3 separate regions of the Homo sapiens genome follow, and all the other regions are linked to region 2. Evidence: chromatin loops called from intact Hi-C (ENCODE). Cell type or tissue: Calu3. All regions are shown on one strand. Region 1 has its middle 33 kb from the start of LINC01946. Region 2 overlaps LOC107985862 (a long non-coding RNA gene). Region 3 holds the start of LOC107985862 (a long non-coding RNA gene).

Region 1 (8,000 bases), 160 kb before region 2:
CAAGCAAACACAGCATTAACCACATACATTTTCGTTTGAATTAATTTATTACAGAGATTCCCAGGAGAGGGACTGTAGGACGCCCTGCATCTAGCATAGAGAAGAGAGATTTTTGAGGCTGAAAGGGCAACACTACCTGAATCCAGTTTCAAGTGGGTCTTGAGAACAGTTTCAAACTGTAGTCCAGCCGTGACTCTTGGCTTCTCTCAACCAAAAGGGGTAAAAGTTTATTTTTGGACTTGGGATTCATAGTTGTGAAGAGTGTTGGTTGTAGAGTCAGATATTAACCTGGAGCCTAACTTGGAGGAGTTACCTAATTTCTCCAAGTCTGTCTCATAATCTGTAAAATTGAAACAATAATAACAGTTTTATTTTTGTATTGTGAAATGAGTTGTGTCTGCTGTGCTAAGCTAAGAAGTTGCTTATGGCAAATATTTGATCAATGTTAGCTTTTGTTTTCTGTAATATTAAGTTCACATTCATTGAGAATCCAATATATACTACCCAGTGGAAATGGGGAGTAAAAACTAGTCTAGAAGAACTAGTCAGCCGGGTGCGGTGGCTCACACCTGTAATCCCAACGCTTTGGGAGGCCGAGGCAGGCAGATCATGAGATCAGGACATTGAGACCATCCTGGCTAACATGGTGAAATCCCGTCTCTACTAAAAGTATAAAAAATTAGCCAGGCATGGTGGCGGGCACCTGTAGTGCCAGCTACTCGGGAGGCTGAGGCAGGAGAATCATTTGAACCCAGGAGGCAGAGGTTGCAGTGAGCTGAGATTGTGCCACTGCACTCCAGCCTGGGCGACAGAGCAAGACTCTATCTCAAAAAAAAAAAAAAAAAACTAGTCTAGAATAGTTTTGACAAGTTCTTTTTTTTTTTTTTTTTTTTTTTGAGACTGAGCCTTGCTGTGTCACCTAGCCTGGAGTGCAGTGGTGAGATCTTGACTCACTGCAACCTCCACTACTGGGGTTCAAGTGATTCTCATGCCTGGGATTACAGGCGTGCACCACCACACCTGGCTAATTTTTGTATTTTTAGAAGAGACGGGGTTTCACCGTGTTGGCCAGGCTGATCTGGAACTCCTGACCTCAAGTGATCCGTCTGCCCCGGCCTCCCAAAATGCTGGGATTACAGGCATGAGCCACTGTGCTTGGCCTTGACAGGTTCTTTTAAGGTTTAATTACAAGCTGACCCAAGAAAATTAAATAGGAATCCCTCAAAGCAGCTGAGTCATGCTTTGTCAAGTGAACTAAAAAGCATGAACTGCATTTGTTACCTCTTTTATGTATTATTTCTATCTTAACTGTTTTATTCCCACTGCAGTTGATAGATTTTAACATCAGATTATAAAACAGTGGCACCGTGAGGGCGTAGAAGAAGAATAAAGGGAAATGTCTCTCTTAAAAGAGCCCTTGGGGCCGGGCATGGTGGCTCACACCTGCAGTCCCAGCACTTTGGGAAGCTGAGGCGGGTGGATCGCTTGAGCTCAGGAGTTCAAGACCAGCCTGGCCAACATGGCAAAACCCCATCTCTACTAAAAATACAAAAATTATCTGGACGTGGTGGCGCGTGCCTGTGGTCCTAGCTACTCAGGAGGCTGAGGTGGGAGGATTGCTTGAGCCTAGGAGGTGGAGGTTGCAGTGAGCCCAGATCATACCACTGCACTCCAGCCTGGATGACAGAGGTGGTGTCTCAAAGAAAAAAACAAACAAAACCCTTTGATGGAGACAGTGGAGATACTATCAGGGGATCATTTTTTTTTTTTTTTTTTTCACACAGAGAATCTGAGAAGCCCACTTGGGGAGTGAACTCAACAACCATAGTTGTCTTGGCACTAGGCATTAAGCAACTGAACTCACACTTATATTCTAAGTAAAAGATGCAAAGAAAATAACTTTAGAAAACTAATACAGACTCTCAGTCTTTAATTAGTGTATTTAACACATTATTGAGTACCCACTATATGCCATGCGTTTTGTCTTCAAAAATGGGAAAGGCGGCCAGGCACAGTGGCTCACGCCTGTAATCCCAGCACTGTGGGAGGCCGAGGCGGATGGATCACGAGGTCAGGAGATCAAGACCATCCTGGCTAACGCAGTGAAACCCTGTTTACTAAAAATACAAAAAAAAAAAAAATAGCCAGGCGTGGTGGCAGGTGCCTGTAGTCCCAGCTACTTGGGAGGCTGAGGCAGGAGAACGGTGTGAACCCGGGAGGCGGAGCTTGCAGTGAGCTGAGATCGCGCCACTGCACTCCAGCCTGGGCGACAGAGCAAGACTCTGTCTCAAAAAAAAAAAAAAAAAAAAAAAAAAAAAGCACAAGCTGTGCTTTCTTGGAGCATTTAGTCTAGAAGCGCTAATAGATAATTTGAGGAAAGGTAGGCTCACCACATGAAGAACTACACTATAATATATATTGCTCACAGGATAACAGTTCTTTTTAAAATACCAAGACGTTACCGGAACAGACCTGGAAGACTCAGTGAGATTGCTCTCTGCCTTCAAAGGGAGAATGAGAGGGTAAAGGACTTGGATTGGATAACTCTAGGGCTAACATCCTGCCGTAGAAAGAGACAAAATCAAGAGGACACATGGTTTAAAGCTGCAGACATGAGATTTGTTAGGTTTTCTTTCTTTGGTTTTTTCTTTGTTTTTTTTTTCTGGACAGAGTCTTACCTGTCGTCCAGGCTGGAGTGCAGTGGCATGATCTTGGCTCACCGCAATCTCCACCTCCTGGGTTTAAGTGAGTCTCCTGCCTCAGCCTCCTGAGTAGCTGGGATTACAGGCGTCCACAGCTACACCCGGCTAATTTTTGTATTTTTAGTACAGATGGCATTTCACCATGTTGGCCAGGCTGGTCTTGAACTCCTGACCTCAAATGATCCACCTGCCTTGGCCTCCCAAAGTGCTGGGATTACAGGCGTGAGCCACTGCACCTGGGCAGATTTGTCATCTTTTCTACCTGAATGCTTACCTTCAGTCTTGAAGGAAGTGTGTGCAAATGTCCTCCAAGTGAATAGAAATAAACTAACCTATTTCATAACACAGTCCTACTTGATTCCTTTACAAATAGTGATTCAGAGCTTCGGCTCCAGAGTCAAGCTGATCTGGATTTGAATTCCATCTTTTGCAGTAATAAAATTTGACTTAACTTTTTAAGCTTCTTTTCCCTTGTTTGTGAAGTAGAGATGATGATAAAACATTGTTCATAGTTGAAGAAGGTAAATGAGATGATACATTTAAAGTGCTTAGCATGATACTTAACATGCTAACCTGTTAAGTTTTCAATAAATTTTTACTATTATTAAACTATAATAGCCATTCTTTAAAGAAAAAGGGGGCTGGGTGTGGTGGCTCATGCCTGTAATACCGACTTTTTGGGAGGCCGAGGTGGGTGGATCACCTGAGGTCAGGAGTTCAAGACTGGCCTGACCAACATGGAAAAACCTCATCTCTACCAAAAATACAAAGTTAGCTGGGCGTGGTGGCGCATGCCTGTAATCCCAGCTACTCAGGAGGCTGAGGCAGGAGAATTGCTTGAACCCGGGAGGTGGAGGTTGCGATGAGCCAAGATTGCACCATTGCACTCCAGCCTGGGCAACAAAAGTGAAACTCTGTCTCAAAAAAAAAAAAAAAAAAAAAAAAAAAAAAAAAAAGGGGGAGGGAGGAAAGGAAAAGAAAATCAGTGAATACACTAGGTGTCAGCGTTGTGCTTCAAATCGTGAAGTGCACAAAATGCCTACTCTGATTTTATTTAGAAGGTGTCCAAGTTGAACTGGCTTAGAATAGAAAGATACTTAAGCAGATCTGGGAAAGTCAGAATTCTAAAACTGCAAAAGGATATAACAATGTGCTGGCTTAGGACAGCATACACTGATGATCTTTTAAAGCTCGCAATCTATTAAAAATAAGAGCTGCCTACCCCACTGGTCTACAGCCATCTCCATAGACTCAGCATGGAAATTAAGACTAATCTCACCTTTGTCTAGGATGCCAGCATTTTTCTCATATCTATAATCTAAGTCTTGGAGTCATTTTCTAGGAAGAATTGTGTTTGAATCCTGTCTTTACTACTTATTAGCTGTGTAGATGATGATAATATTTGTTTTACCTACTCCATACGGTCATCAGAATGACTTCTGAAAAATGTGTATTTTGAAAAGCGGCTTACTAAAATGTAAAATATTATTATTCTGTACAGTTGGCAAACAACACAGGTAGAGAGAGGAAGATTTTTCCCAGAATTCTTGAGTTGCTCTGAAGCCTCAATTTTTTGAAAAGATAATTTGCTCTTAAATGAAACTTAGAATGAACTGATTGAGCTTGTTTAAATACTGGTTATGACCCAATCCCAAAATGGGATTAATCCACAGTGTAGTAACACAATCCTATGTATTTCTTTTTTCTTTCTTTTTTTTTTTTTTTTTTTTTTTTTGAGACAGAGTCTCTATAGCCTAGGATGGAGTGTAGTGGTGCGATCTTGGCTCACTGTAACCTCTGCCTCCCAGATTCAAGGAATTCTCGTGTCACAGCCTCCCAAGTAGCTAGGATTACAGTTGTATGCCACCATGCCCAGCTAATTTTTCTATTTTTTTTTTTAGTAGAGACAGGGTTTCATCATGTTGGCCAGGCTAGTCTTGAACTCCTGGCCTCAAGTGATCCACCCGCCTTGACCTCCCAAAGTGCTGAGATTACAGGCGTGAACCACTGTGCCCAGCCAATCCTATGTATTTCATAGTATACAGTGATAATCTTAGAGTGAATATGAAAAAAAGCCTCTAAACTTCCTTAACACAGACTATCAATCATTTAATAGCTGAATATTTGGTGTGAGTGGGATAATACTTGATATAGCATTCTTTGGGTATAGACCTTAAGTTTTTCATAGGTTTTCTCATGATTTTGCATGTGAACTAAACTGTTATATCTCTATCACATTCATTGAGAATCCATTATGTACTAGACATTTGAAAAGGAGAGTAAAAACTGGTTTAGAATAACTAGTCTGGAATAATTTCAACAGGTTCTTTGAGGGTTTAATTACAAAGGTTTGATTGCAGGCCGACTCAAGAAATTGAAAGGGGAGTTTTAACAATTTTAAAGTTTTACTTCAGTGACATAAGCAATAGTAAAGTTGACAATCCTTAATCCAAAAATTGAAATGCTCCAAAATCTGAAAAGTGTTTGAGCAAAGACGTGACACCACAAGTAGGAAATTCCACACCAGACCTCATGTGACAGGTCACAGTCAAAAAGCAGTCTAAACTTTGTTTCATGCACAAAATTATTAAGAATATTATATAAAATTACCTTCAGGTTATATGTATTAGGTATATATAAAACATGAATGAATTTTATGTTTAGTCTTGGATCCCATCCCCAGGATATCTCATTATGTCTATGCAAATATTCCATAATCTGAAAGAAATTCAAAATTTGAAACATGTCTGGTCCCAAACATTTCAGATAAAGGATATTCAACCTTTAGACGCAGCTCTATAAATGCCTACTGAGAGTATCAGAAAGATAGTGTTAACTTGCATGGTCTATTTTTGGGTTGCACTTATGAAAATCTCTTGGGCAAGGACAAAACCAGACCTTTATAGGCAACTAAGACTTACCTTCATACATGTAGAGATAGATATACATACATGTGTATAATAATAACTATTATAATATAATTGTATAATATAACTACTATAATAACTATAATAACTATTATTGCTAATGTTAGTGGCAGTAGTAGATATAAATGATGATGTAGACACCATAACATAAAAAGATGTCTATACCAGTAGAATCTATTCAGTGAGTTTATAGTGTAATCATGGGCTAAATCAGACTGATATAAATTCTATCATGTAGATTATAAAATTTACATAATAAAGTTTGCAATCTACCCATCTGACAAAGGGCTAATATCCGGTATCTACAAGGAGCTTAAACAAATTTACAAGAAGAAAACAACTCCATCAAAAAGTGGGTGAAGGATATGAACAGACACTTTTCAAAAGAAGACATTTATGTTGCCCACAAACATGAAAAAAAGCTCATCATCACTGGTCATTAGAGAAATGCAAATGAAAACCACAATGAGATACCATCTCATGCCAGTTAGAACGGCGATCATTAAAAACTCAGGAAACTAACAGATGCTGGAGAGGATGTGGAGAAATAGGAACGCTTTTACACTGTTGGTGGGAGTGTAAATTAGTTCAACCATTGTGGAAGACAGTGTGGAGATTCCTCAAGGATCTAGAACTAGAAATAGCATTTGACCCAGCAATCCCATTACTGGGTATATATCCGAAGGACTATATATCATGCTACTATAAAGACACATGCCCATATATGTTTATTGGAGCACTATCCACAATAGCAAAGACTTGGAACCAACCCAAATGCCCATCAATGATAGACTGGATAAAGAAAATGTGGCACTTATACACCATGGAATACTACACCGCCATAAAGAAGAATGAGTTCATGTCCTTTGCAGGGACATGGATGAAGGTGGAAACCATCATTCTCAGCAAACTAAAACAAGAACAGAAAACCAAACACCACATGTTCTTACTCACAAGTGGGACTTGAACAATGAGAACACATGGACACAGGGAGGGAAACATCACACACGGGGGTCTGTCAGGGCATGGGGGACAAGGGGAGGGATAGCATTAGGAGAAATACCTAATGTAGATGATGGGTTGATGGGTGCCACAAACCACCATGGCACATGTATACCTATGTAACAAACCTGCACGTTTTGCACATGTATCTTAGAACTTAAAGTATAATAAAAAAAAAAACTTCAAAAATAACTTCAAATGAATAATAAATGTGATAGCTGCACTATTATGGTGAACTTGAGGTTTAGAGAATGGTTTTTCCATGTCTGAGTTGCAGAGATATTACTAATACTATACAAGAATAATTTCTCCATCTTTTCTCTGAAGTGATAGACAACTGTCTTCCTATGAGACAGAAACTTGGAGCTTTCTTCCTTTTAGTTAATAACCAATTTATAGCTGTCTTTAAACTTTGCATCCTTCTTTTCTAAAAAGAAAATCTAAAAAGGAAATCTATCCTGGTTAGTATAGCAGTGTTTTTCAAGTGTTTTAAAAATATGGGTTATATATAAAATTAGTGGTTTGCAGTAAATTTTGAAAAGTGCAATAAAATAGAAAATAGAGTGCACCACACAAAGTAAAGTATTTTATGCATCAATACACACACATGTATATACATAAACATATTAGTCCATATGCAAAACATGAGAGACAGTGTATGAAGTGACTAAGGGCATGGGTTCTGGAGCCACAGGGCCTGTATTCAAATCCTGGTCTGGTTACTTGTCTTTGGACAAGTCACTAAGTGCTTCAAGTTACTCATTTGTAAAATCGAGATATTAATAACCTTACAGGATATTGTGAGGATTAAATGAGCTACCACATGTAAAGAGCTTATAATTTATAAGGCACTTTCTATACACATATACATACACCCTATTTATACGCACATGTGTAGTGAGGGATATGTGTGTGTGTGTGTGTGTGTGTGTGTGCACGCGTGCACTATGTTCTAATGTAAAATATGTTTCTTACTCTGAGTCGTGGTTTTAAAAGATATGAAAGCTACTGGTTTATCGGGTGGCTGGCATTGTGGGTGGATATGGAGTGATGAGACCCTGGTCCTGGTCAATATTCTGCCAATTCCTGTGTGACCTGGAACATGTTACTTAACCTCTCTGTCCTCATTGCCGCATTGTTCTCTCTCTCTCTCCCTCCCTCCCTCCCTCTCTCTCTCTCTCTCTCTCTCTCTCTCCTACTTCAGCCTCTTCAGTAGCTGGGACTATAGGTGTGTGACACCATGCCTGGCTAATTTTTTTATTTTTTTGCAGAGACAGGATCTCACTATGTTCCCCAGGCTCTCATTGTCTTTTTCTTAAAGGTAATTAGACACTAAATTATCCTAAATGTGCCAATAAACAATATAATT
Region 2 (8,000 bases):
CTACTTTAAAGTTCATATGGAACAAGAAAAGAGCCCGCTTAGCAAAGACAATCCTAAGCAAAAAGAATAAAGTTGGAGGCATCACACTACCTGACCTCAAACTATACTACAAGGCTACAGTAACCAAAACATCATGGTACTGGTACCAAAACAGATATATAGACCAATGGAACAGAACAGAGGCCTCCGAAATAACACCACACATCTACAACCATCTGATCTTTGACAAACCTGATAAAAACAAGAAATGGGGAAAGGATTCCTTATTTAATAAATGGTGCCGGGAAAACTGGCTAGCCATATGTAGAAAGCTGAAACTGGATCCCTTCCTCACACTGTATACAAAAATTAACTCAAGGTGGATTAAAGAGTTAAATGTCAGATCTAAGACCATAAAAACCTTAGAAGAAAACCTAGGCAATACAATTCATGACATAGGCATGGGCAAAGACTTCATGACTGAAACACCAAAAGCAATGGCAACAAAAGCCAAAATTGACAAATGGGATCTAATTAAACCAAAGAGCTTCTGCACAGGAAAAGAAACTATTATCAGAGTGAACAGGCAACCAACAGAATGGGAGAAAATTTTTGCAATCTACCCATCTGACAAAGGGATAATATCCAGAATCTACAAAGAACTTAAACAGATTTACAAGAAAAAAATAACTCCATCAAAAAGTGGGCAAAGGATATGAACAGACCCTTCTCAAAAGAAGACATTTATGCAGCCAACAGACATATGAAAAAATGCTTATCATCATTGGTCATCAGAGAAATGCAAATCAAAACCACAATATGATACTATCTCACACCAGTTAGAATGGCGATCATTAAAAAGTCAGGAAACAACAGATGCTGGAGAAGATGTGGAGAAATAGGAATGCTTTTACACTTTTGATGGGAGTGTAAATTAGTTCAACCATTGTGGAAGACAGTGTGGTGATTCATCAAGGATCTAGAACTAGAAATAGCATTTGACCCAGTAATTCCGTTACTGGGTATATACCCAAAGGATTATAAATCTTGCTACTATAAACACTCATGCACACGTATGTTTATTGCGACAGTATTCACAATAGCAAAGACTTGGAACCAACCCAAATGTCCATCAATGATAGACTGGATAAAGAAAATGTGGCACGTATATACCATGGAATACTATGCAGCCGTAGAAAAGATGAGTTCATGTCCTTTGCAGGGACATGGATGAAGCTGAAAATCATCATTCTAAGCAAACTATCCGAAGGACAGAAAACCAAACACCACATGTTCTCACTGATAGTTGGGAGTTGAACAACGAGAACAGATGGACACAGGGTGGGGAACATCACACACTGGGGCCTGTTGGGGGATGGGGGATGGGGGAGGGATAACATTAGGAGAAATACCTAATGTAAATGATGAGTTGATGGGTGTGGCAAACCAACATGGCACATGTATACCTACATAGCAAACCTGCACATTGTGCAAATGTACCTAAGAACTTAAAGTATATATATAAAAAAGATATCATTTTGACATATGAATTTTATTTCTTTTGGATCTATTCCCTGTAGTGGGATAGCTAAATGAGATAGTAGTTCTATTTTTAGTTTTTTGATAAAACTCCATACTGTTTTCTGTAATGGTTGTAGTAATTTACATCCCCCACCAACAGTGTGTTAGGGTTCCCTTTTCTCCATGTGTTCACCAACACTTACATTTTGTCTTTTTGATAAGTCATTCTAACAGGTGTGAGGTGATATCTCGTTGTTTTGCTTTGCAGTTCTTTGATAATTAGTTATATTGAGCATTTTTTTCATATACCTATTGGCCGTTTGTATGTCTTCTTTTGATTAATGTCTTCTTTTGAGTATATTAAGGTCCTTTAACCATTTTTAAGATTGGGTTATTTGTTTTCTTGCTATTGAGTTGTTTGAGTTCCTTATATATTTTAGATATTAAGCCCTTGTTATATGTATAGTTTTCAAATATTTTCTCCCATTCTATAGGTTGTCTCTTTACTCTGTAGATTACTTCCTTCACCATGCATAAACTTTTTAGTTTGATGTAATCCCATTTGTCTATTTTTGCTTTTGTGCCTATGGTTTTGAGGTCATATCCAAAAAAATCATTGCTCCGACAGATGCCATGAAGGTTTTCTCCTATGTTTCCTTCTAGCAGTTTTATAGTTTTGGATTTTAAATTTAAGTCTTTAATCCATTTTGGGTTAATTTTTGCATATGGTAAAAGATAAGGGTCTAATTTCATTCTTCTGCATGTGGATATCCAGATTTCCCAACACCATTTATTGAAGAGACTGTCATTTTCCCATTGTATATCTTTGGCACTTTTGTTAAAAATCAGTTGACTGTAAACGTGTGGATATATTTCTGGCTTCTCTTACTGTTTCATTGGTCTATGTGTCTGCTTTCATGCCAGTAACATGCTGTTTTTGTTGCTATAGCTTTGTAGTATATGATATTAAGTTTTGAACCTCATTGTACTATACACAGATTCACTACAGGGTATAACTGAGAATACAGGAATTCTAGCCCACCCTCTTATTTTACAGATGAAGATAGGCACAGAGAAAGTAAGGAGTTTGCCTAAGAGTGGTAGAGCTGGGCCTAGAATTCACCTGAGCTCAAGCTTTTTCAACCTATCAATTTCAAGCTATTTTCTACCAGATTGTCCCCAAATTCTTTGCCTCCACCCAGATCCTTTCTTGATGCTACAAGAAGTTTTCTAGATATTTCTGCCCCCATGCATCTTGTGACCTACTTTGATAAAGATTTAAAAAAACTAGATTGGAAGATGGTGGATTGGAGGCAGTGTTAGCATGCCTCTCTGACTTGGAAAGACAAAATAGTGTGTAGAGATTCACACTATGAACTTTTTTTCCAAGAAGCAATGCAGGAATTTAACAAAAAAACTGAAGGAAACCACAGACCCTTTGAAAGAAGTAGCAGACTACAGCCTACTCTGTGAGCCAGGCAAAAATCTGTAAGTCCCCAGAGTGTTAGAGGGTGAAAGACTGCCTCCAAGATACAGATCCCTACCAGGGAATCTGACAATCCAAGTCCTGAGGGAGGGCCTTAACCCTACTGAGGGCTGGAACTGATTTAGGGAGTGGTGAAAAATATATAAGGAGCAGCAGCAGGAAGAGCATTGTGTGCATTCCCAGTCTCCAGTGCAGACTAAGGGAAGCCATTTCTGATTCTACCTCACAGGAGATTTTATGGAAGTCTGCTAGCTAACGCAGGCAGTGGTTGTAGTTTGAGAGAAACTCCCAACTGAAATTTGCAATATAATCTCGAGTGATGATGAACTCCTCTTGCCAGAATTGTGGGGGAGAGAGGCCAGAATGTGGGGGAGAGTGGGAAGTGTGCTGCAGCCATGTCTGGAGGAGCTGGATACCCTGGCTTTTTGAGCAAACTGGGAGGGGAATGGCCTGAAAACCAAGGTTGTTGTCTCCCCTGTGAAGGCATATGGCCTGGGGCAGTTTTGAGTTTTGAGTGTAGACTGCCTGAAACTTACCTAGTTGCTGCTAGCAGAACACTGCAGGTATGAGAACTGCCTTGCCAAGTGCATGGGAGCAGGGTGGGGCTTACTGGCACCTGCTACCCCCGTTTCCTGAGAGAACTCTTCTGTGCAGCTGAGGCAGCCAAGCTTCTCCCTGGAACATTACCCCAGTGGCCAGAGAACCACCCCCTGGCCCCTACAGGGACCACTGCTTGCCCTGAATGTGGACAGCCAGAGCGCAGACCTGCCTGACCCAGCCCCCATCTGGCTTTGCCTCTGCACTCGCCCTGATAGCTTAACACAAAGGACAGAACTGTTTGGTGGCTTTATAGCCCCACCTATCGCCTGAAAAACCAGAGTGCCACTCCTGGGTAACATAAGGCAAGCATAAATCCCACTGCTACTACCACAGCTGGTGCTATTTTACAAGGGCCACCTCCTGGCCAGAGGTCAGCTAACAATTAACCTCAGCTATCACCACTGTCTTTACCACTCTGGCTAACCAGGAGGTCCCAAGTCTGTCCATGTGACCAGTACATTGCTACTGCAACCAGCATTTAAGAAAACCAACAATATAAGGCTATTTATAACCAAGGAACCTCACAGAGTCTACATCACTGCCCTGCCACCCCCATGAGAGCTGGTGCTGGTACCTACTGCTGGGAGACTTGAGGACAGATCACATTACTGAATCCCTTGCAGACATTCCCCAGCACCAGCCTGGAGTGTGGCAGCCCCACCAAACAGCTAGACCCAGAGGAGCAGCAGCATTCACAGTAATCTGGTTCTCAGGGACTCCTACTCCTAAGGGAAGGGGGAGTGCGCCACATCAAGGGAACACCCTGTGGGACAAAAGAATCTGGATGGAAGGCCTTGAGTCCTAAATCTTTCCATTGGTGGGAAGTTCCTTTCAGCAGAGGCACAGTTGTAGTGCTGGGCTCAGTGGGGAAAGTCTGCAGCTCTACTCCAACAGTCAGGCAGTCCTGGTACTCCTGAAGAATCTTGGAGAAGGGGACTTATTTTTCCCCCATCCACCACTGCAGACATAGCTGAGGGTTCTCCCATGGGCACTCAGGATGGGTGCACATATAGACAGCCTTTCTGGAACACTTTAAGGTGACTGCATTCACACAGGAGGAGCACTCTTCAGGTTCAGGCTTGCATGGGAGATAGGGTCACAATTCCTCTCTACTTGGAACATCAACATTTCTGCAGATGAAAATAGGTGCCTGTCTGGTCTGAATAGCCAGAACTCTGGGTCAAGAGTGTGCCTGGGAGGTAGATTGCTTTCCTGCTGGCCTGGCAGGGAAGCTGAGGTGGCTTCCATCCTCCCCATCAATAAGATCTCAGTGAATTTAACTGAGAGCTTCCCTGGCCCCTCTGTTGAGGCTGGGATCTCTGCCCACCATTGTGTATTGCGTTTATTCACCTGCTTTAGCCACAACTGGTTTCTACCAAGGAACACCTCCCCTACTGGCCTGAAGTATGAACTGTTCAACCCAGTAAATAAAATACTGGGGAAAAATAAATAAATAAGTGCACACCATGGAAGAATGAGATAAGCTTCAAGAGACCGCTGCCATTTCAATCCCATAGGGGATTGTGAAGTTTCTCACATACCAAGGATATTGCTACTATAACAAGCATCTGACAAAACCATCATATGAAGATTCCTTATAGCCGAGGAACTCATACAGCGTCTTCACCCTTGAAAGCACCAAGAGCTGAATTAGGCTACAATAAACTACATGCATTAAAGTCACATCCTTAAGAGGGAAAATTTAATTTAAAAAAACACAGTCAAACCAAAAGTAAATTCAAGAATAATTAGAAGAAATAGTAAACCCAAATGAGAAGGAGCCAGAAAAGTAATTCTGATAATATGACAAAGCAGGGTTCTATAACACCCCTAAAAGATCATACTAGCTCTCCAGCAATGGATCCAAACCAAGGTGACAACTTTGAAATACTAGACAAAGTATTCAAAAGGTTGATTATTAAGCCACTCAAAGAGATACCAGAGAAAGCTGAAAACCAACATAAAAAATTAAAAAAACAATTCAGGACATGAATAAAATTTTTCTAAAGAGATATTTTAAAGAAAAGCCAGTCAGAACTTCTTGAAATGAAAACCACATTTAGGGAATTACAAAATGTAGTGGAAAGTTTTAACAACAGACTAGAACAAGAAGAAGAAAGAATTTCAGAACTTGAAGCAAGGCTTTAGAATTAACCCAATCAGACAAAAATAAAGAAAAAATGAATCAAAAGAAATAAACAAATTCTCCAAAAAATATGGGATTATGTAAAATGACCAAACCTAAGAAAAATTGGTGTTTCTGAGGGAGAAGAAAAAGCAAATGGTTTGGAAAACTTATTTGAGGGAATAAATGAGGAAAATCTCACTGGCCTTGCTAGAGATTTAGATATGAAAATGCAAGCAGCTCAAAGAACTCCTGGGAGATTCATTGTAAAAAGGACATCACCATATAGTCACCAAGCTATCTAAAGTCAACACGAAGGAAAGAATTCTAAGAGTAGTGAGACCAAAGCATCAGACAACCAATAAAGCAAAAGCTAAGTTTCTACTTCTCAGTAAAAACTTACAAGCCAGAAGGGATTTTAATTTATCTTTAGCTTTCTTAAACAGAGCAACTGTCAGCCAAGAATTTTGTATTCAGCAAAACTAATTTTCATAAATGAAGGAGAAATAAAGTCATTTTCAGACAAACAAATGCTGAGTAAATTTGTCACTATCAGAGAAGCCCTACAAGAAATGCTAAAAGAAGTTTCAAATCTTGAAACAAAAGCTCAGTATGCACCAGAATAAAATCTCTTGAAAGCATAAAACTCACAGGAGCTATAAAACAGTAACACAATGAGTAAAACAAAGTGGGTAACAACTAACATGATGACTGGAACAGTACCTCACATCTCAATATTAATATTGATTGTAAATGGCCTGAATACTCCACTTAAAAGATACTGATTGGTTGCATGGATAAAAAAAAAATTGCAAACCTAATATCTGCTGCCTTCAAGAGACTCACCTAACATATAAGAATTCATATAAACTCAAGGTAAATGGGTGGGAAAAGATATTCCATGCAAATGGAAACCAAAAGTGAGCATGAGTAGCTATTATTATATCAGATAAAACAGACTTTAAAGGAACAAAGGTAAAAAAAGACAAAGAAGGTCATTAAATAATGCTAAAAGGATCAATCCCACAAGAAGATATTACTATCCTAAATTTATATGCACCTAACATTGGAGCTCCCAGATTAGTAAAACAATTACGCTAGACCTAAGAAATGAGATAACAGCAACATAATAATAGTGGGGGACTTCAACACTCCACTGACAGCATTAAACAGATCATCAAGACAGAAAGGCAACAAAGAAACAGTGGAATTAAACTACACTCTAGAACGAATGGACCTAACAGATATTTACAGAACATTTTACCCAACAACTGAAGAATATACATTCTTCTCTTCACCACATGGAATGTTCTCCAAGATTGGTCATGTGATAGGCCACAAAACAAGTCTCAATAAATTAAGAAAATCAGAATCATATTAAGTATTTTCTCAGACCACAGTGGAATAAAACTAGAAATCAACTCCAAAAGAAATACTCAAAACTATATAAATACATAAAAATTAAACAACCTGCTCCTGAATAATTTTGGGGTTAACAATGAAACAAAGATGGAAATTTAAAATATTCCTTGAAACGAATGATAATAGCAACCTAAGTTATCAAAACCTCTGGGATACAGCAAAAACAGTGCAAAAAGGAAAGTTTATAGGGCTAAATGCCTACATTGGAAAGCCTGAAAGATCACAAACTGACAATATAATGTCACTTCTCAAGGAACTAGAGAAACTAGAACAAACTAAAGCCAAAGCTGGCAGAAGAAAAGAAATAACAAAGATCAGAACAAAACTAAATTAATTTGAAACAAAAAATACAAAAGATCAATGAAACAAAAAGTTGGTTCTTTGAAAAGATAAACAAAATTGATAGATCATTAGCTATGTTAACCAAGAAGGGAGAAGATTCAAATAAGCTCAATTAGAAGTGAAACTGGAGACATTACAACGAAAACCACACATATACAAAAAATCATTTAAGACTACTATGAACACTTCTATGCACACAAACTAGGAAACTAGAGGAAATAAATTCTTGGAAACATGCAACCCTCCTACATTAAATTAGGAAGAAATAGAAAGCATGAACACACCAATAACAAGCAGTGAGATTGAACTAGTAATAAAAGAAAAATTGCCAACAACAGCAGCAGCAGCAGCAGCAGCAGCAACAACAACAACAACAACAACAACAACAAAAGCCCAGGACAAAATGGATTCACAACTGAATTCTGCCGGACATCCAGAGAAGAATTGGTATGAATCCTACTGAAACTATTCCAAAAAATTGAGAAAGAATGAATCATCTCTAAACCATTCTATGAAGCCAGTATC
Region 3 (8,000 bases), 55 kb before region 2:
ACCAAAAAGTTTAGGAAACACTTCTCTCTCAATGCTTTTCAATCTTTAATGTACACACACATTACCTGGGGATTTTGTTAAAGTGAGGATTCTGAAGGTCTGAGGTGAGACTTGAGATTCTGCATTTCTAGCAAGCTCCCACGTGATGCTGATGCTGCTGGTCTGAGGACGACATGGCTTAAAATATTGTCCCCGTTTTGTTTTATTTGAACATTTTTATGGATATATAATTGTTTTACATATTTATGGGGGTACATGTGATATTTTGATTTAAGCATACAATATGTAATGAACAAATCAAGGTAATTGAGATATCCATCACCTTAAACATTTATCATTTTTTTGTGTTGGGAACATTCCAATTCCACTTTTTTAGTAATTCTTAAATATACAGTAAATTATTGTTAACTATAGTCATGCTATTGTGCTACTGAGCATTAGATCTTATTCCTTCTAACTAACTATATTTTTGCACCCATTAACGTATCCCTACCTATTCCTCCCCACACTACCCTTCTCAGCCTCTGGTAGCCATCATTCTACTCTCTATCTCCATGATATCAATTTTTATAGCTGCCAAATATGAGCAAGAACATGCAATATTTATGTGCCTGGTTTATTTCACTTAACATAATGTCCTCCAAGTTGCATCCATCTTGCTGCAGATGACAGGATTGTATTCTTTTTTATGGCTGATAATATTCCACTGGGTATATGTACCACATCTTCTTTATCCATTCATCTGTTGATGGACATTAGGTTGATTCCATATCTTGGCTAGTGTGAGGAGTGCTGCAATAAACATGGGAGTACAGATATCTCTTCAATATGCTGATTTCCTTTCTTTTAGATATATACTCAGCAGTGGGATTACTGCATCATGTGGTAGTTCTATTTTTAGTTTTTTGAGGAACCTCAATACTGTTCTCCACAGTGGCTCTAGTAACTTAAATTCCCATCAACAATGCAGGAGCATTCTCCTTTTCCTACATCCTTGCCAGGATTCATTATTCTTATTATTCTTTGATCTTTTTATTTATTTATTTACTTTTTTATTATACTTTAAGTTTTAGGGTACATGTGCACAACGTGCAGGCTTGTTACATATGTATACATGTGCCATGTTGGTGTGCTGCACCCATTAACTCATCATTTACATTAGGTATATCTCCTAATGCTATCCCTCCCGCCTCCCACCACCCCACAACAGGCCCCGGTGTGTGATGTTCCCCTTCCTGTGTCCAAGTGTTCTCATTGTTCAGTTCCCACCTGTGAGTGAGAACATGTGGTGTTTGGTTTTTTGTCCTTGCAATAGTTTGCTGAGAATGATGGTTTTCAGCTTCATCCATGTCCCTACAAAGGACATGAACTCATCCTTTTTTATGGCTGCATAGTATTCCATGGTGTATATGTGCCACATTTTCTTAATCCAGTCTGTCATTGTTGGACATTTGGGTTGGTTATTTTTTGATCTTTTTGACAAAAGCCATTTTAACTGGGGTGAGATGATATCTCATTGTGGTTTTGATTTGTATTTCTCTGATGATTAATGATGTTGAACATTTTTTCATACGTCTGCTTGCCATTTGTATGTGTTTTTTGAGAAATGCCTATCAGATTTTTGCCCATTTAAAAACTGAATTATTAGATTTTTTTTTCCTGTGGAGTTGTTTGAGCTCCTTATATATTCTGGTTAATAATCCCTTGTCAGTTGAATAGTTTGCAAGTATTTTGTCTTATTCTGTATGCTGTGGTATAATACTTTTGGTATTATTTCTTCTGTAAATATTTGGTGGAATTCAGCAGTAAAGGCACCAGATTTTAAGCTTTTTTTTTGCTGGGAAACTTTTTATTACTGCTTCCCCCTTGTTACTCGTTTATTCAGGTTTGCATGTCTTCATGGTTCAGTCTTGGTATGTTGTATGTGTCTAGGAATTTATTCATTTCTTTTAAGTTTCTAATTTATTGGCATATGGTTTCTCATAATAGTCTCTAAAGAACCTTTAAATTTCTGTGGTATCAGTTGTAATTTCTCCTTTTTTGTCTCTGATTTTATTTATTTGAGTCTTCTTTCTTAGTCTGGCTAGTTGTTTTTCAATTTTGTTTGTGTTTCAAAAAGCCAGTGTTATGATTCATTGATTCTTTGTATTTTTTTAAGTCTTAATTGCATTTATTTCGGTTCTGATCTTTATTATTTCCTTTCTTCTACTAATTTTTGGTTTGGTTTGCTTTTGGTTTTTTAGATCTTTAAGATGGATTGTTGGGTTGTTTAAATCTTTACTTTTTTTGATATTGGCTTTAATTGCTATATCTTCCCTTTTAGTATTGCTTTTGCTGTATCCTATAGGTTTTGGTATATTGTGTTTCCATTTTCATTTTGTTTCAAGAAATTTTTAAATTTTCTTCTTAATTTCTCCATTGACCCAATGATCATTTAGAAGCATATTGTTTAATTTTCCTGTATTTGTATTATTTCCAAAATTCCTCGCATTATTGAGTTCTAATTTTATTCCATTGTGGTCAGAGAAGATACTTGAAATGATTACAATTTTTGAAGAAATTTTTTGAGACTTGTTTTGTGATCTAGCATTGAGAATGTTCCATGTGCCAAGGAGAAGAATGTGTATTGTGCAGCTGTTGGAAAAAAATGTTCTATAATATAAATGCCTATTAGGTCCATTTAGTCTGTAGTGCAGATTAGGTCTGATGTTTCTTTGCTCATTTTCTGTCCAGATGATCTGTCCAACACTGAAAGTGGGATGTTGAAGTCCCCAACTCTTATTGTATTTGGACCTATCTCTTTAGCTCTAGTAAAATTTGCTTTAGACATATGGGTGCTTCAGTGTTGTGTGCATTAAATATTTACAATTGTTATATTTTCTTGCTGAATTGGCCCCTTTTGTTATTATATAATGACTTTCTTTTTATCGCTTTTGTCCTGAAATCTAGTTTTATCTGATATAAATATAGCTACTCCTGCTTGTTTTGGGTTTCTTTTTGCATGGAATATTTTTTTCCATCCCTTCATTTTCAGTCTGTTTGTGTCTTCATAGGTGAAGTTGGTTCCTTGTAGGCAGCATATAGTTGGATCTTGTATCTATAAATATATATATAATATATATATTTGGAGCTTCCATATTTTATATATATATATATATATATATATATATATATATATATATATATTTTTTTTTTTTTTTTTTTTTTTTTTTTTTTTGGGGGAGGCAGTGTCTTACTATGTTGCCCAGGTTTCAAACTCCTGGTCTCAAGTGGTTCTTTCACCTTGGCCTCCCAAAGTGCTGGGACTACAGGTGTGCACCACTGTGTAAGGTCTTGTTTTTTTTGTTAAATTCATTCAGCCACTCTATGTCTTGATTGGATAATTTGGTCCATTTACGTTCAATATTATTGTTAGGTAAAGACATACTACTGCTGTTTTGTTACTTGTTTCTTGGTTGTAATGTTAGTCATTTCTTCCCTTCTTCTTGTCTTCCTTGGTGTTTGAGTAATTTTTCTCTGGTAGTATGTTTTAATTTCTGGCTTTTTATTTTTATGTTTCTATTATAGGTTTTTGCTTTGTGATTACCATGAGGCTTGCAAATAACACCTTTTAATCAATTATTGTAAACTGATGATAGCTTTAACTCTGATCACAATTAAAAGAAAAAAGAGCAATCAAAGAGAAAATAAAAAACTCTACATTTAATCTGTATCCCTCCTGTGTTTTGACTTTTTGTAGTCTCAGTTTATATTTTTTATATTGTCTATTTCTTAACAAATTGTTGTAGTTATTGTTTTTGATAGGTTTGTCTTTTAGTCTTCATACTAAAGATATGAGTGGTTTATACACTGCAATTACAGTGTTGGAGTATTCTCTATTTGTACTTACTTTTACAGTGAGTTTTATACCTTCAGATGATTTATTGCTGCTTGTTAGCATTCTTTTCTTTCAGATTGAAGAACTCCCTTTAGCATTTCTTGTAAAACAGGTCTAAAGTTGGTTTAAATCCCTCAGCTTCTATTTGTCTGGGAAAGTTATTATTTCCCCTTCATGTTTAAAAGATAACTTTGCTAGATATAATATTCTAGGTCAAGGGATTTTTTTTCTTCATCACTTTGAGCATGTTATTCCATTCCCTTCTGGCCTGTAAGGTTTCCTCTGAGAAGTCTGCTGCCAGACATATTGGAGCTCCTTCATATGTTATTTGCTTTTCTCTTGCTGCTTTTAGGATCCCCCCTTTGTCCTTGATCTTTGAGAGTTTGATTATGGTATATCTTGATGTAGTCCTAAGTGGGTTGAATTTTCTTGGTGTTCTTTGACCTTCTTGTATCTGGATATTCATATCTTATTGTTTCTTTAAATAAACTTTCTACTCAGATCTCTTTCTCTAGACCAAAAACTTTTGATTTGCCCTTTTGAGGCTATTTTCTAGATTTTGTAGGCTTACTTAATTTTTTAAATTCTTTTTTTCTCCTATGACTGTATTTTCATATAGTCTGTCTTTGAGCTCACTAATCCTTTCTTCTGCTTGATCAATTCTTCTGTTGAGACTCTGATGCATTTTTCAGTTGGTCAGTTGAATTTTTTGGCTCCAGAATTTCTGTTTGATTTTTAAAAATTATTTCAATCTCTATGACAAATTTATGTGATAGAATTCTGATGAATACCTCCTTTGTGTTACCTTAAAGTTCGTTGAACTTCCTCAAGATAGCTCTTTTGAATTCCCTGACTGAAAGGTATCTTTGTCACTCCAGGATTGGTCACTGGTGCCTTATTTAGTCTGTTTGATAAGGTCACGTTTCCCTAGATTTTCTTGATGATTGTTGATGTCTGAGCATTGAAGTTAGGTATTTATCCCAGTCTTTGCAGTCTGGCCTTGTTTGTACCTGTCCTTGAGAGGGCTTTCCCAGAATTCAATGGGGATTGAGTGTTGTTACCAAAGCCTGTGGTCATTGAAGCTGTTTTAGCACTAGAGGGCACCCTAAACTGAGGAACACTGTGATTTTTGCAGACTCCTAGATACACAGCCTTGGTGTACTTGGTGGATTTGGGGAAGATAAGGGAGACTTCTCCAGGTTCCAGGTGAAGTCTGTTGCTCTTCTCTTTCACTTTCCTTCAAGGAGAAGGAGTTGGTGATATGGTTTGGCCCTGTGTTCCCACCGAAATCTCATCTTGAATTGTAGCTCCCATAATTCTCTCATGTTGTGGGAGGGACCCAGTGAGAGATAATTGAATCATGGTGGCAGTTTCCCCCATACTGATCTCATGGTAGTGAATAAATCTCATGTGATCTGATGGTTTTATAAGGGGAAACCCCTTTTCCTTGGCTCTCATTCTCTTCTCTTGTCTGCCGCCACGTGAGAAGTGCCTTTAGCCTTCTGCCACGGTTGTGAGGTCTCCCCAGCCAAGTGGAACTGTGAGTCCATTAAACCTCTTTCTTTTGTAAATAGCCCCGTCCTTGGGTATGTCTTTATTAGCAGTGTGAAAATGGACTAATACAGTCAGTCTCTGCACTGAACTGGAGTTGGGGAGGGGTGACGTGGGCACTCCCATGGCCACCACAGCTGGCACTGATTGGGTCACACCTGAAACTTATGACCTTCCAGATGAACACAGTACTGGGACTTGCCCAAGACCCACAGCCACTACTTCCTGCCTGCCTGCTGCTGCTGTTTATTCAAGACCAAAGAAGGGCACTTTAGGTAAAAGGGCATAGTTGGTGAATCCTGCTGGGACAGGGTCCATCCCACCAGGTCAGCAGATTGGTCTAGAAACACCACCCAGGAACAAAGGCTTGGAACTGGGAGCTTTAGGAATCTGCCTGTTGCTTTATTTTACTAGGCTGAGCTGATCCTCAGGTTGCAAAACAAAGTCCTCTGTACTATTTCCTCTCCTTCTCCCAAGCGGAAGGAATTTCTCCCTGCACTGCACTGCACTGCACTGCACTGCACTGCACTGCACTGCCTGGAGTTAGGGAGAAGTGATGCAGGCACTCCTGTGGTCACTGCAGATGGTGTTGCATGGGGTTGCACCCCAAGTCCACTGCCTCTGTGACCAGTGCAGCACCAGGGCTTGCCCAAGGACTATGATCTTAATCGCTGTGGCCTGACTGCCATTCAAATTTATTTGGGTCCCCAGGCCACTTTAGTCAGCTGGTGCTGAAGCTGGCCAGGATTAGAGTTCCTTCTGCTGGGGTGGGAAATTCCCCTCTGGCCCAGGGCTTGTCTAAATGCTCCCTCTGTGGGCACTGGCAGAACTCTGCCTGGTATTGTATTCCACTGTGATAGGGTGGTACTGAATTCCAGTGAAGAATCCCACACATAATTTGCTCTCCCTTCCCCAGGTGCTCAGGTTATCCCTTTGTGCTGTGTTGCCTGGGGTTGTGGGAGGGGTGGGGTAGGCACTGCAAGACTGTCCTTCCTACCCTCTTCAATGCCTCTTTCTTTGTTACTATGTTAAAACCAGATACACTATCTTTGTTATTATGTTAAAACCAGATCATAGTATCACTCAACTGAACTTTGGGTTCGTATGAAGGTGCTTTCTTGCAAGGATAGTTGCTCAGTCTGTTGTTCCTCGGGAGGGGATGGGCAATTGCTGGAGGATTCTATTTGACTATCTTGCTCTGCCTCCTCAAGGACTACGTTTTGAATAGCAAGACTGAGAACAAGTACCAAAGTCTGGGGGAAAAAGAGAGGGGGTGAGAGAGAAATCCTAGTATGGTTATGGTTACATAGGAAATGATGGCAAATCCCAGGAGTGGGAGAATTGGAAAAAGCTGTATCTGCTGTTTTCCTCCGTTTTATGTGCAGGAAACTTAGCTTAATGTAGAATCACCTGCCATACATAGGCAGTTACAGATTCCTGGGTTCCACCCTTGACTTACTAAATCAGAATCCCCAGGGAGGGTTTTGGGAGTTCACATTTTAAAAAAGCACCCCAAGTGATCTGTGTCATTAGATAAGTTTGGGAAACATTGACAAGAGTGTTGAGGAGAAAGTCAATTAAAAACTAAGCTAGTTTAAGATTAAATTTTAGAATAGATCACCGAAAACTATGTGTGATATAAGGAAATTTTCTCAGTCACCTGTAATTGTTTTCCTTATTGCTTGAAGAAATTTTCCATTTTATTGAATGCATTTTAGAGTTTTAAATACAAAACTTACATTATGTTTTATAGATTTAAGTTCAGAAAACTAGGAAAACAGTGGAGGTGAGAGAAAGTGGTAACAAAAAATTGAATGAAGATCCTTTAAAAAATGTGAGCTAATGAAAAATTTGAGTCTATGGAAAGAAAAGTGGCATTAGCAAATGAAACATTAAATGCTTACTACATGTTGTACTAGAAAATCATTGAAACCCTGATGAGCTCTGGATTTTAATGGTGTTCATTGAAAATCAGTGTTAAGCTTTAATAGATTACCAGAAAAATGTCTCTTGGTGTGCTTTGCAAAGTTGAAAATATTGATTAATGTGGTGACCAATTTCATCATATTAGGGGCCACAGAGATGTTTTAATTGTGGTTCTGAGAACATATAATTGACTACACCATTTTAAAGCTTGTATACGTATGGTGGTAAATACATCCATATTGTTATGCAGTCATCACCACCATCTATCACCAGAACTCTTTCATCTTGCAAAACTGAAAGCATTTCCATTAAACACTAACTCCCCATTCCATTCTCCCCTTAACCCCTGGCAATCACCATTCTACTTTTTGTCTCTATGGTTTTGACTACTATAAGTACCTCATATAAGTGGAATCATACCATAAGTCTTTTTGTATCATCTTCCACCTTTAAAACAGGGAAAATTAGTCTTTTGCCCTAGTGTCTCTTTCTTGTGCCTTCTCCATCTTTCTAATTATATATATTTGGTGTCATGCCCTCATATACCCTTTGTCTTACCACTCTTTTCTCTTTTCCCACATGAAAAACTTTTCAAAATGTTGATCAGAAAGACAGACTAAACACATATTTGTTCTCATTGAACTGT

What was found. A loop is a pair of places that touch in the nucleus more often than their neighbours do. Peaks named below come from ENCODE experiments on the same cell type or tissue, not always from the same donor. Only the 100,000 strongest peaks of a DNase experiment are listed, where the experiment ranks them.
Region 1: a loop joins it to region 2, with 12 times the contacts of the local background. A loop is called at or near these places in 8 of 110 quality-filtered maps.
Region 3: a loop joins it to region 2, with 2.2 times the contacts of the local background. A loop is called at or near these places in 4 of 110 quality-filtered maps.

What each region holds. Positions count from the first base shown.
Region 1 is chr2:31,833,194-31,841,193 of GRCh38, reverse strand. No RefSeq gene overlaps it. Among named protein-coding and RNA genes, the nearest start is that of LINC01946, 33 kb to the right of the region's middle. In Calu3, no CTCF peak of the experiment used is centred here; a DNase peak (open chromatin) is centred at 3,703.
Region 2 is chr2:31,671,607-31,679,606 of GRCh38, reverse strand. The region is part of intron 3 of LOC107985862 (a long non-coding RNA gene); the gene reads left to right. Among named protein-coding and RNA genes, the nearest start is that of SRD5A2, 95 kb to the right of the region's middle. RefSeq lists an enhancer at 3,713-4,007. In Calu3, a CTCF peak has its summit at 3,823; a DNase peak (open chromatin) is centred at 3,816.
Region 3 is chr2:31,726,852-31,734,851 of GRCh38, reverse strand. LOC107985862 (a long non-coding RNA gene) reads left to right here and starts at 5,565. Exons shown (of 6, transcript XR_001739388.1): 1 at 5,565-5,703. In Calu3, a CTCF peak has its summit at 4,954 (motif pointing right); no DNase peak of the experiment used is centred here.